2 separate regions of the Homo sapiens genome follow, and region 1 is linked to region 2. The links are chromatin loops, found by intact Hi-C in ENCODE. Cell type or tissue: MCF 10A. All regions are shown on one strand. Links, peaks and the distances in the headings refer to the core of each region. The heading gives the core; the rest is flanking DNA.

The links. A loop is a pair of places that touch in the nucleus more often than their neighbours do. Peaks named below come from ENCODE experiments on the same cell type or tissue, not always from the same donor. Only the 100,000 strongest peaks of a DNase experiment are listed, where the experiment ranks them.
Region 1: a loop joins it to region 2, with 6 times the contacts of the local background. A loop is called at or near these places in 22 of 110 quality-filtered maps.

What each region holds. Positions count from the first base shown.
Region 1 is chr18:45,917,759-45,923,375 of GRCh38, reverse strand. It overlaps EPG5 (ectopic P-granules 5 autophagy tethering factor), which reads left to right. Exons shown (of 44, transcript NM_020964.3): 15 at 1-108; 16 at 776-1,035; 17 at 5,557-5,617. Among named protein-coding and RNA genes, the nearest start is that of EPG5, 47 kb to the left of the region's middle. In MCF 10A, for the core only: no CTCF peak of the experiment used is centred there; a DNase peak (open chromatin) is centred at 2,795.
Region 2 is chr18:45,970,553-45,976,918 of GRCh38, reverse strand. No RefSeq gene overlaps it. Among named protein-coding and RNA genes, the nearest start is that of EPG5, 6.4 kb to the right of the region's middle. In MCF 10A, for the core only: a CTCF peak has its summit at 2,647 (motif pointing right); a DNase peak (open chromatin) is centred at 2,648.

The DNA of each region.
Region 1 (5,617 bases), core at 1-5,000, 53 kb after region 2:
CTGGATCAAGCAGTCCATGCTGAAGTGGCTTTAATGGTTCTTGAAGCTTATCAGAAGTACCTTGCACAGAAGCCATATGCTGGGATTCTCTCTGAAAGTATGAAGCAGGTATTTCCTTCTCTTCTGATTTGGAAACATGAATCTTTATCTTCCCAAGACATTTAGAAATAAAGATGATAGACTTATACTATTGACCATTAGGTATCCTAAGAACATTTCTAGCAATTTAAGATGTTATAATTGACTTCTATGGTTTGATAAAGATTCTTCTTTAAGAAATAGCCTGTATATAACTATTCTAATATTACAGAATTTGAATTGAACTGCAGTGGTGTGTTAGAGCTTGGTTGTACTGGCTCTGGAGAACTGACTTAAATTTTTAGAAACTTTGCAAGCCAGGTTATTAAACCATTGGTAGCTTAAAATTGACCATGGTGGGAATTTTTACACCACCAAAATTGACAAGCGCTATATATGAGACCTCCGTCCTGATGGTTAAACTTATTTATCGGCACACTATTCATTGAGTATCAACTTTTATGTCACTTTTCTTTTACATGAGCTAAGATCAGGTTCACAAAGTGACTAGCAAGTAAGCGCAAGTTGCGAGTGAAAAATTGCTTTGATGTAGTGCAGTGAACATTAATTGGAGACCAGCAAGTAGAATATTCCTCTGCGTTGAGGGCATTGTTGGTCACAAAAGGAGATGAGTGTATGAGCTTACTGATTTAATTTGTGTGTGACTAATGTGGCTCAAAATAAATAATTGTTTTAGGTTTCATATTTGGCCAGTATTGTTCGATATGGAGAGACACCCGAGACCTCATTTAACCAATGGGCCTGGAATTTAATCTTGAGGCTAAAACTGCACAAAAACGATTATGGAATACAGCCGAATTGTCCAGCTGTTCCCTTCTCCGTCACTGTGCCTGACATGACAGAGTCACCCACGTTTCATCCTCTCTTGAAGGCTGTGAAAGCGGGCATGCCCATTGGCTGTTATCTAGCCTTATCTATGACAGCTGTGGGCCACAGGTACAGTGTTGGGCTGAACCACTAGGGTTACTGAACCTTGCAGATAGTTCTAGAATTTTATGTTTCATATCCCAAGTTCTGAGGCCTCTGTCAAACCTATTGCGGAGCAATTGGGCCAAATAATAATCCTTGATTAACAGCTTATCAAGGGGAGATGCTGCCCAAATTCACATACTTCAGATTTGTACAAGCAAGTCACCTAAATGTTACTTTATGAAGAGAGTTCTGCTTGTCTCCTGGAGTGGAATGTTCGTGTCAGCAGTAGATTCGTACTGTCTTCCTCAGAATTGTGATCAAATAAAAATAATTGATCACCTGTAGTAAAATTTTTGAAAAATTGATCGTAGCCCAACTCAGGCTTTTTTTTTTTTTTTTTTAAATTTTACTTTAAGTTCTAGGGTACATGTGCACAACGTGCAGGTTTGCTACATACATATACATGTGCCATGTTGGTTTGCTGCAGTCATTAACTCATCATTTACATTAGGTATTTCTCCTAATGCTATCCCTCACCCAGCCCCCCACCCCATGACAGGCCCTGGTGTGTGATGTTCCCTGCTCTATGTCCAGGTGTTCTCATTGTTCAATTTCCACCTATGAGTGAGAACATGTGGTGTTTGGTTTTCTTAACTAGAGGTCCCCTTAACTGTCTAGAAGAATGAAATGCCTGACTAGGTCAGATGCCTCTCTGATATGAGCCCATAGCTGTCTGTATGTCTTCTACTGGAGCATTTATCACACTATATCATAGTTAATCTGTTCAATTTTCTCAGAGATTCAGTTATATATAACTTCTATGAGAGAAGTGCCCAGGAATGGCATTTGTCTTGTGTTACCATTTTATCACTAGTGATGAAGACTATATCTGGTGCAGTAAATAATTGAATGCATGAATGACTTCTCAGTTGATTAAACATCCTTCTCTTTAAAGATTCTTTTCTTATGCATTAATTTTTTTCTAGTCTATTTATTTGTCTTCACACTCTTTGACCTCTGCTTTCTGATTCTTATGTTTTAGACTCACTGTAACACTTTTTAGCATCCTCATTTCAACATCTTGTTCCACAGTAAGTGTAATTTCAGTGGGATACCAGTTGCAATCAGCTGTAGTCTTCAGCGTTGTGCTATGAAGTAGGAGAGATAAAGAATTGTTTGATAGCTTTCCTTGGGTTGTTGACAGTTTTGTTGAGATGATAGGCATAAATAAATCGGCAGTACTATAGAATATAATTGCAGGCTGGATGATGTGTGGAAAGCAGTGGTTCTCAACTTCTGCTGTTCTTTAGATTCACTTTTGGAGCCTTTTAAAAATCCCAGTGCAGGGAAAAGGGTGAGAATCCTGGCCTAAGTGGGCTGGGGGCCAGTTCTCTAAGTATCTCTAATGTACACCCTGGATTGAGAACTACTTAGAAGCTGAGCAGAAAGAATGTAAAGGAAGGAGAGATCAGTATGGTGGGATACCTTCATGGAAGAGCTGACTTTTGGAAAGGAGTCTTAAATTAGACAAGACATCTGTCGCAGTTTGGATGTTTGTCCCCCTAAACCTCATGTTGACATTTGATCCCCAGTGTTGGAGATGGAACCTAATGGGAGGTGTTTGGGTCATGTGGGCTGATCCCTCATGAATGTCTTAGTGCCATCCTCTCAGTAATGAATGAGTTCTTGTCTCTTAGTTCCCATGAGAATTGGTTGTTAAGAAGAGCCTGGCACCCCGCCTCCTCCTCACTTCCTGTCTCACCATGTGATCTCTGAACCTGCCAGCTCCCGTTGGCCTTCTGCCATGTGTGGACGCAGCCTGAGGCTCTCACCAGATGCCCAGTCTTCCAGCCGGCAGAATTATGACTCAAATAAGCCTTTTTTTCTTTATTAATTGCCCAGTCTCAGGTATTCCTTTATAGCAGTGCAACATGGACTAAGACAACATCCTAGGCTGATGAGCAGAGTGATGTTGTGTTCCTCTTACAGTTACTTAGTGCCCACAGTTACTTCAAGGGCCATCTCCTGCCACCTGCAGCCCCTGTACATTCTGAACAGCACACTCACTGTGTTTTATTGTCATTGTAATCTCCCCTGCTCCTCATTGACTGTTTGCTCTATGAAGGTAGGGACATTGTCCTGTTCAATTGTGTATCTCTAGATCTTATACTTAGTAGGTATTCAACAAATGCTGGTGGGTTGAATGAATGTGGAAAGGAGCCTCAGGTGTCTGAGTGGGTAAGGGGAGAGGAAGGGAAATGATGAGGAAACACTTCTCACTGACGCCTGTGATTCATGTTGGAGAATGGAGGTGATCAGGTGTTTGGTTGGGCCAAATTATGGAGAGATTTGAAAGCTAAGTAAAAGAAGGTAGAATTGATTTAGAAAAGAGGAGACCTGATAAGGGTCCTTAGGAACATACTCTTTATATTGTTTCCAGTAGCTCTAGTGTTATTAACGGCTTCCTGTACTTCAGGTTTCCCATCTCTAAAATGGGAGTACTAATAACACCAAACTTACTTTATGAGGCTTAAGTGAGTCAGAGCACATGTAGGCCGGGTGCAGTGGCTCACGCCTGTAATCCCAGCACTTTGGGAGGCCGAGGCGGGCGGATCACGAGGTCAGGAGATCGAGACCATCCTGGCTAACACGGTGAAACCCCGTCTCTACTAAAAATACAAAAAATTAGCCGGGCGTGGTGGCGGGCGCCTGTAGTCCCAGCTACTCGGGAGGCTGAGGCAGGAGAATGGCGTGAACCTGGGAGGCGGAGCTTGCAGTGAGCCGAGATTGCGCCACTGCACTCCAGCCTGGGCGACAGAGCGAGACTCTGTCTCAAAAAAAAAAAAAAAACCACACATGTAACATGCCTAGAACAGTGTCTGACGTGATTCTCTTGAGTGCAGTTATCTGAACTTAAGTGTTTTATGATTTCTCGAATTTCTTGTATCCATTCTGGGACCATAGCCCTTTATTCACTGATACTGCTGTGGGCTCTCTCTAGAGATAACTTTTGATTTGTGCTGATCACTGAATCCTGAATGGGAGTGAGAGTGAGAATGAGCATTTCCTCTCAGGGCTGATCTCTAGTGTAAAACTCCATGGTGGGCATTTGGGATTAGGTGTACTGGAATATAGAAGTAACTTAAAACAATCTTAGGTATGGGTGGAGTAGGCAGGGACATAAGTTGTTTGTGAATATAATATTACAGACATTGTAGAGAAGTCAGAAAATCACCCAGAATATTTCCCATCATAAAATCATTGATTTTTTTTCTGTTTATTTTCATCCATCATTTTTCCTTTGATCTTTTTAAAGATGTATGTATAATTTTATATCCTTAGTTTTTCACTTTACAATTGTAAGTAGCTTCCTTGTGGCATAACCTTTGCACAATTACTTTATTTTTTGAAATGATTTTCTCCCCCAGAATTAAAGCAGTATAACCAAACTGCAGAATTAGGAAAGTGGAGAAAAAGCCACTCACTTCTGCCACTCTTGTACAATGACTCTTTTGTTGTGACATTGTCCCTGTATTCGCCTCCACAAATAACTTTTCTTTACTAGTAGTTATGATCATGAGTATAAAATTTTATGTCTTATTCCCTAGTATCTTTATAGCAGAAGTGTTTTTCCACATTGCCTTTGGTCATCATGTGTATTATTTTAAAATGATACAATAATATTTCCAATTGAAAGGATTTTTCTAAAATTGCCTTAAGTCATTTTCAACCTCTCAGTTTTAGAGTTAAAAATAAACCTGAAAAGCGCCTCTTTATATGGATCATATTTTATATTTTTTTCCGTATTTGAGATTATTTTTTAAGGATAGATTCTTTGAAGTGAGGCAGAGAATAAAACTTTTATGCCAAATTGGTTTTAGCAGAATTTTGCAGTTTATGCAGGTTGAGTATCCCTAATCTGAAAATCTAAACTTTGAAATGCTCCAAAATCTGAAACTTTGAGTTCTGACATTGCACTCAAAGGAAATGTTCATTGGGGCATTTTGGATTTGGGACTTTTGGATTAGGGATGCTCAGCTTTTAAGTATGATACGAGTGTTCCAAAATCTAAAATACTTGGTCTCAAGCATTTCAGTTAAGGGATAGTCAACCTGTACTGACAGATTGAGGTCACTTTTGAGTCTCCTCTTTGCTGTGATACCTTGTGGGAATATCCAGACAAGGAGAGTCCCTACGGCTCTTAGGAGAAGCTCTTTTTGAGAAATAAAATATGGTAGTAGAGAGCACTCTGGATTAGAAATTTGCAAACTGGCGTTCTCATTTTGACCTTACTCTAGGAAATTATGTGAATTTGGGCATGATACTTCACCTTCCTCATCCATACAATGAAAATAAAGATTAACTTTTAAGTTTCTTTGCAATTCTAGAATTCTGGGTTTAGTATTTCTGTGTGAAGATTGGGTATAAAACATGTGTTGGAGACCTGAGATAACCCAAGGTATTGAAGGCTCATAACTCATTGGAAGAACAGAATTTTATGAACCAGCTCCCTTGTGTATTCAGTGCCTTTCTCTTTTTCCATAGCATTGAGAAGTTCTGTGCAGAAGGCATCCCACTATTGGGAATTCTGGTCCAGTCAAGACAT
Region 2 (6,366 bases), core at 659-5,658:
AAGTGTTAGTAATGTTGCATGAGCTCTTCCACCTGTTTCACCCAAATTCACCACGAGTGAGGCCTCAGTAACTGTGATTCTGCAGCATAGTTTTTTTTTTTTTTTTTTTTTTGGTCTGCCTGTGCCTCTTTAATCATGACATCACATCAAGACTGAACCACAAGGGTTTGGCATTCTAATGGCTTGCATTACATATGAACATAATTGAAATGCAATGTGGTAATAGAGGCATTTACAAAGACCTGTGAGGTTCAAGGGAGAAATAATTATTTCTCATGAATGGGTGAAAGAGAATGAAGCATTTCAATATTGGTAACTGGTATCACAGGGGTTTGTTGTACAGATTATTTCATCACCCAGGTACTAAGCTTAGTATCCAATAGTTATTTTTTGAGACAGAGTCTTGTTCTGTTGCCTAGGCTGGGGTGCAGTGGCATGATCTCGGTTCACCGAACCTCCACCTCACAGGCTCAAGTGATCCTCCCACCTCAGCATCCTGAGTAGCTGGGACTATAGGCATGTGCCACTACTCCTGGCTAATTTTTGTGTTTTTTTAGAGACGGGGTTTCGTCATGTTGCCCAGGCTGGTCTTGGACTTCTGGGCTTAAACAATCCTCCAGCCCTCAACCTCCCAAAGTGCTGGGATTACAGGTGTGAGCCACCGCGCATGGCCCCAATAGTTATCTTTTCTGATCCTCTCCCTTCTTCCACCCTCCACCCTCAAACAGATCCCAGTGTCTGTTCTCCTCTTTGTGTCCATGTATTCTCATCACTAAGCTCCCACTTATAAGGGAGAACATGTGGTATTTGGATTTCTGTTCCTGCATTAGTTTGCTAAAGATAATGGCCTCCAGCTCCATCCATGTTCCCAGAAGGGACATGATCTCGTTCTTTTTTATGGTGCAGCACAGATGTTATCACCATTTCATTTCACCCTGACTGAGACCGCCTTTGCAAAAATATTAACTGAGAAGATTATGACAGTGAAAGATATCAGACCTAACTGACCCTATCTTGCTTCTAACCTCTAAACTGTCCTTGTTCATTCCTGGGCATAGGCCAAACTAGCTTTGGGAAGGAATTTAGTGATAGTTTATATAACAGCCCTTCCCAAAAGGCTAAATTGTTCTCATAAAACAAATAAAAGGGCACTAGCCACCAAGTCAAGATGAGAGGGGCTAGAATTCTTTTTGGCGTGATCTGAGCTCACTGCAACCTCCACCTCTGGGGTTCAAGCGATTCTCCTGCCTTAGCCTCCCGAGTAGCTGGGATTACAGGCACCTGCCACCATGCCCGGCTAATTTTTGTATTTTTAGTAGAGATGGGGTTTCACCATATTGGCCAGGCTGGTCTCGAACTCCTGACCTCAGGTGATCCACCTGCCTCAGCCTCCCAAAGTGCTGAGATTACAGGCGTGAGCCACCGCGCCCAGCCCTGGCTTATATTTTTGTTGTCTGTCTTTTAGTATAGTTTTGTTTTAGGTTGAAGGGACAGCTATTGCCAGAAATTTCCATTTAAGTGCCAAATACATTTAAATTTCATGGCCTTAAATATCTGGTTCTCATCTGTAATCCCAACACTTTGGGAGGCTAAGGCGGGTGGATCACCTGAGGTCAGGAGTTCAAGACCAGCCGACCAACGTGATGAAACCCTGTCTCTATTAAAAATACAAAATTAGGGCTGGGCGCGGTAGCTCACGCCTGTAATCCCAGCACTTTGGGAGGCCGAGGCGGGTGGATCATGAGGTCAGGAGATAAAGACCATCCTGGCTAACGCAGTGAAACCCCGTCTCCATTAAAAAAAAAAAAAAAAAATTAGCCGGGTGTGGTAGCAGGTGCCTGTAGTCCCAGCTACTCAGAAGGCTGAGGCAGGAGAATGGCGTGAACCCGGGAGGCGGAGCTTGCAGTGAGCCGAGATGGCACCACTGCACTCCAGCCTGGGTGACAGAGCGAGACTCCCCCTCAAAAAAAAAAAAAAAAAAAAAAAAAAAAAAAAAAAAATTAGCCGGGCGTGGTGGCACATGCCTGTAATCCCAGCTACTTAGGAGGCTGAGACAGGAGAATCGCTTGAACCCGGGAAGCGGGGAGGTTGCAGTGAGCCGAGATCGTGCCATTGCACGAGATTGCCTGGCCAACAAGAGTGAAAATCCATCTCAAAAATAAAATAAAGTAAAATAAAATAAAATAAAATAAAATTTTGGAGGAGTCAAAATTTATATGCAGATTTCAACTGTGTGGAGGATTAGTGACCCTAACTCCTGCAGTGTTGAAGGGTCAACTGTACTTGTATGACTCATTTAATGTTTGGAGATTATAAGAGGAAAAAAAGGACAAAGTTTATATGCTTTGCTGCCTATGGAAGCAAAAGTCTGTTAATGGAAAAGAGCCCACCTATGGAAGACAGTTTGTTAGAAAAACATAGGTTGTACATTTTTGGTACGTACTTGCTCTGGGAGCTAATTGTCTCAAGAAACTGAAATAATGTAGAAGCAACCTGATTCTTTCGCAATTTTAAAAAATGCATTTAGTAATGAAGAATGATGAAATAACGCCTTGTGCTGTTATGATGTACAGAAAGTAACTATCTGTATCATGAATGACTTCTCGGAAATCATATGTAAGAGGTTTCACCAAGCAGGCATTGCCACCAGATGGCAACAGAGACTCTGGAATGGAATTTTGGAAGGAGATTTAAGAAAGGTCAACCCAGCGTACCTTCTAGAGTTCAGCAGCTTTCACTGAACCTTGCTTTTACTCTTTTCCAGATGCTGGCTGACTTATGCATCATAGTCATATTATGTTATGGAATGCCATAACATAATATATGAGTTACAGTCTTTTTATGAATGCTGGTTTTTTTTTTTTTTTTTTGAGATGAACAGTTTCACTCTTGTCACCCAGGCTGGAGTGCAATGGCTCGATCTCGGGTCACCACAACCTCTGCCTCCCGGGTTCAAGTGATTCTCCTGCCTCAGCCTCCCGAGTAGCTGGGATTACAGGCATGTGCCATCATGTCTGCCTAATTTTGTATTTTTAGTAGGGATAGGGTTTCTCCATGTTGGTCACGCTGGTCTCGAACTCCTGACCTCAGGTGATCCACCAGCCTCAACCTCCCAAAGTGCTGGGATTACAGGGGTGACCCACCACCCCTGGCCGCCTTGTTCTTGTTTTTAATTGACCAGGATTTTAATCATGAGATTAAAAAGTATTTTAAATTCTTAAAGCCGCAGTGAAAATTAATACAGCCTATTAGGAGGAAATCTGGTAAATATTTATCAAAATTAAAAATGAGAATGCCTCTATGATCAAAATTGTACATCTAGGAATTGATTTTACAGAAATAAACATGCATAAAAATATATGAGTGGTCATGTATAAGCACTGATTTTTTTTGTGTGGGTGTGTTTTTTTTTTTTGAGATGGAGTCTCTGTCGCACAGGCTGGAATGCAGTGGCGTGATCTTGGCTCACTGCAACCTCCACCTCCTGGGTTCAAGCAATTCTTCCGTCACAGCCTCCCGAGTAGCTGGGACTACAGGTGCGTACCACCACGCCCGGCTATATTTTTGTATTTTTAGTAGAGACGGGGTTTCACCGTGTTAGTCAGGATGGTCTCCATCTCCTGACCTCATGATCCACCGTCCTTGGCCTCCCAAAGTGCTAGGATTACAGGCATGAGCCACTGCGCCCACCAGCACTGGTTTTAATAGTGAAACATTGAAAACAACACAATGGCCATCAAAAGTCTGTTTAAATAAGTTTTAAATAAGTTTAAATAAGTTTATGAAATATTTTATTAATTGAAGGAAAAATGAGGTAGAGGTATCTGTTTTTACAAGGAAATAGCGCTAGGATTCATTAATTAAAAGGTCGCAATCTACACATAGGCATGGAGTATTTAAGAGTGTGATTTTGTATGTGAGTAGAGCAAAGTCTTTAAGGATGTATACTGAACTGTTAATGTTAACTCTGGGGAAAGGAGTATTAACTTACTATCATAGGTACTTCTATATTGTTTGCAGTTGCATTTAGAAATATAATTTAATACAAAAATTAGCTGGGTGTGGTGGTGCATGCTTGTAGTCCCAGCTACTCAGGAGGCTGAGGCAGGAGAATCGCTTGAACCTGGGAAGGGGGAGTTGCAGTGAGCCAAGATCAAGATCATGCCATTGCACTCCAGCCTGGGCATTGCAGTGAGACTCTGTCTCAAAAATAAAATAAAATAAAAACAACAACAACAACAACCAAAAGAAATATTATAATTTAAAACTATTATAGAAATTTTTGAAGAAAAAAATATAACCTTGACATCCAGCAGTCAACACTGTGACTATTATGATTAATACAGTATCTTTTAAATGAAATATTTCTGATAGTCATCTTGGCCCCAGTGTATAAGTATTAAATATTGCAAACATGGAGACAGTAAACCTGGCTTCCTCTTCAAAGTCTGTTTATATTGTATAACTGCCTTCGTTCAAATCCCAGCTCCACCACTTACATAAGCTGTGTGACCTTAGGCAAATAATTCAATCTCTCTGAGTCTTAATTCTCTTTTTATAAAATGAAAGCAATGAAATCCTCAACATCGCGGGGTTGTTGGAAGAATCAAATGAGTTAACACATGAAAAGTACTCAGAACAGGGCCCAGCAGAGAGTAAGAGCTCAGGAAATGTTGGTGATAATTATTACAGCCCAGAGTAGCAAACCCTTCTCTGATTATTATGCCAGTGATGAACACTGCTTGCTGTCAAGATGAATTTCTTAGAATCTCTGCAAATAGTACTTATGCATAGAGAAGACATTTGTTGTTATTTTGCTAGCTGAAATTAGTATTTTAAATTATTTAAAAATTAATCTTAATTTATTAAACCCATACACATTCTAAAATTTAGTTTTTGTTAAGTCTTTTTTTTTTTTTGAGACAGAGTCTCACAGGCTGGAGTGCAGTGGCGCAATCTCGGCTCACTGCAACCTCCGCCTCCCGGATTCAAGCGATTCTCCTGCCTCAGCGTCCTGAGTAGCTGGGATTACAGGTGCACGCCACCACACTGGGCTAATTTTTGTATTTTTAGTAGAGACGGGATTTTACCATGTTGGCCAGGATGGTCTCCATCTCCTGACCTCGTGATACACCTACCTCGACCTCCCAAAGTGTTGAGATTATGGGCGTAAGCCCCCATGCTCGACCTTTTTTTTTTTTTTTTTTTTTTGAGACAGGGTCTTGCTCTGTTGCCCAGGCTGGAGTGCAGTGGTGCAATCTCAGCTCACTGCAACCTCCGCTTCCCAGGTTCAAGTGGTTCTTGTGTCCCAGCCTCCTGAGTAGCTGGGATTACAGGCAGGTACTTGTAATTACAAGTAGTACGGGATTACATGCCCGGCTAATTTCTGTATTTTTAGTAGGGACAGGGTTTTACCATGTTGGGCAGACTGGTCTCGAACTCCTGTCCTCAGGTGAGCCACCCACGTCGGCCTCCCAAAGTGCTGGGATTATAGGCGTGAGCCACCATGCCCGGCCCAGTTTTTGTTAAGTCTTCAAGTTATCTTTATACATACCTCAACATTATTTTTATAAATCTAATAGAGTTTCATAGTCATGTTCAAGGGGGAACCTTAACAATTCATCCACTCACATTCAACAGACCAAAGTCCCTTAAACAATTGGTCCCATCATCACTTAAATTCCTTCAAATGTTTTATACTACAGTATTAAATTCAAAATATTAATTTTTTTAATGTTGCCTGAACTGACCAACCAACCATTCTAACTACTTAAACCATCCTACTAAGGTCTAACAAATTTTTTTTTTTTTTTTTTTTTTTGAGACGGAGTCTCACTCTGTTGCCAGGCTGGAGTGCAGTGGCATGATCTCGGCTCACTGCAGCCTCCGCCTCCTAGATTCAAGCGATTCTCCCGCCTCAGCCTCCCGGGTAGCTGTGACTACAGGTGTGCACCCAGCCAATTTTTGTATTTTTAGTAGAGACGGGGTTTCACCATGTTGGCCAGGATGGTCTCGATCTCTTGACCTCGTGATCTGCCCGCCTTGGCTTCCCAAAGTGTTGGGATTACAGGCATGAGCCACTGCACCCAGCCACAAATTCAGTTTATAAATATGATAGATCTTAATTTCTCAGAGATATTCCATGATTATGTAAGCCGTATAAAATTATCTTATTTTTAACTAAAATATATGTAATCTAAAATCAGGTAGTAAAATACATATTTTAATTTGGAATCATAAGGTCTATATCCTTTAATTTGCCAAATTATCGTAACCAGTACAAGCACTTTAAATACAAAAAGATACAGTTTATTCCTAATTTAACACAAAAGGATTATGCTGTCAGCTTAAATTACTTTATCTGCT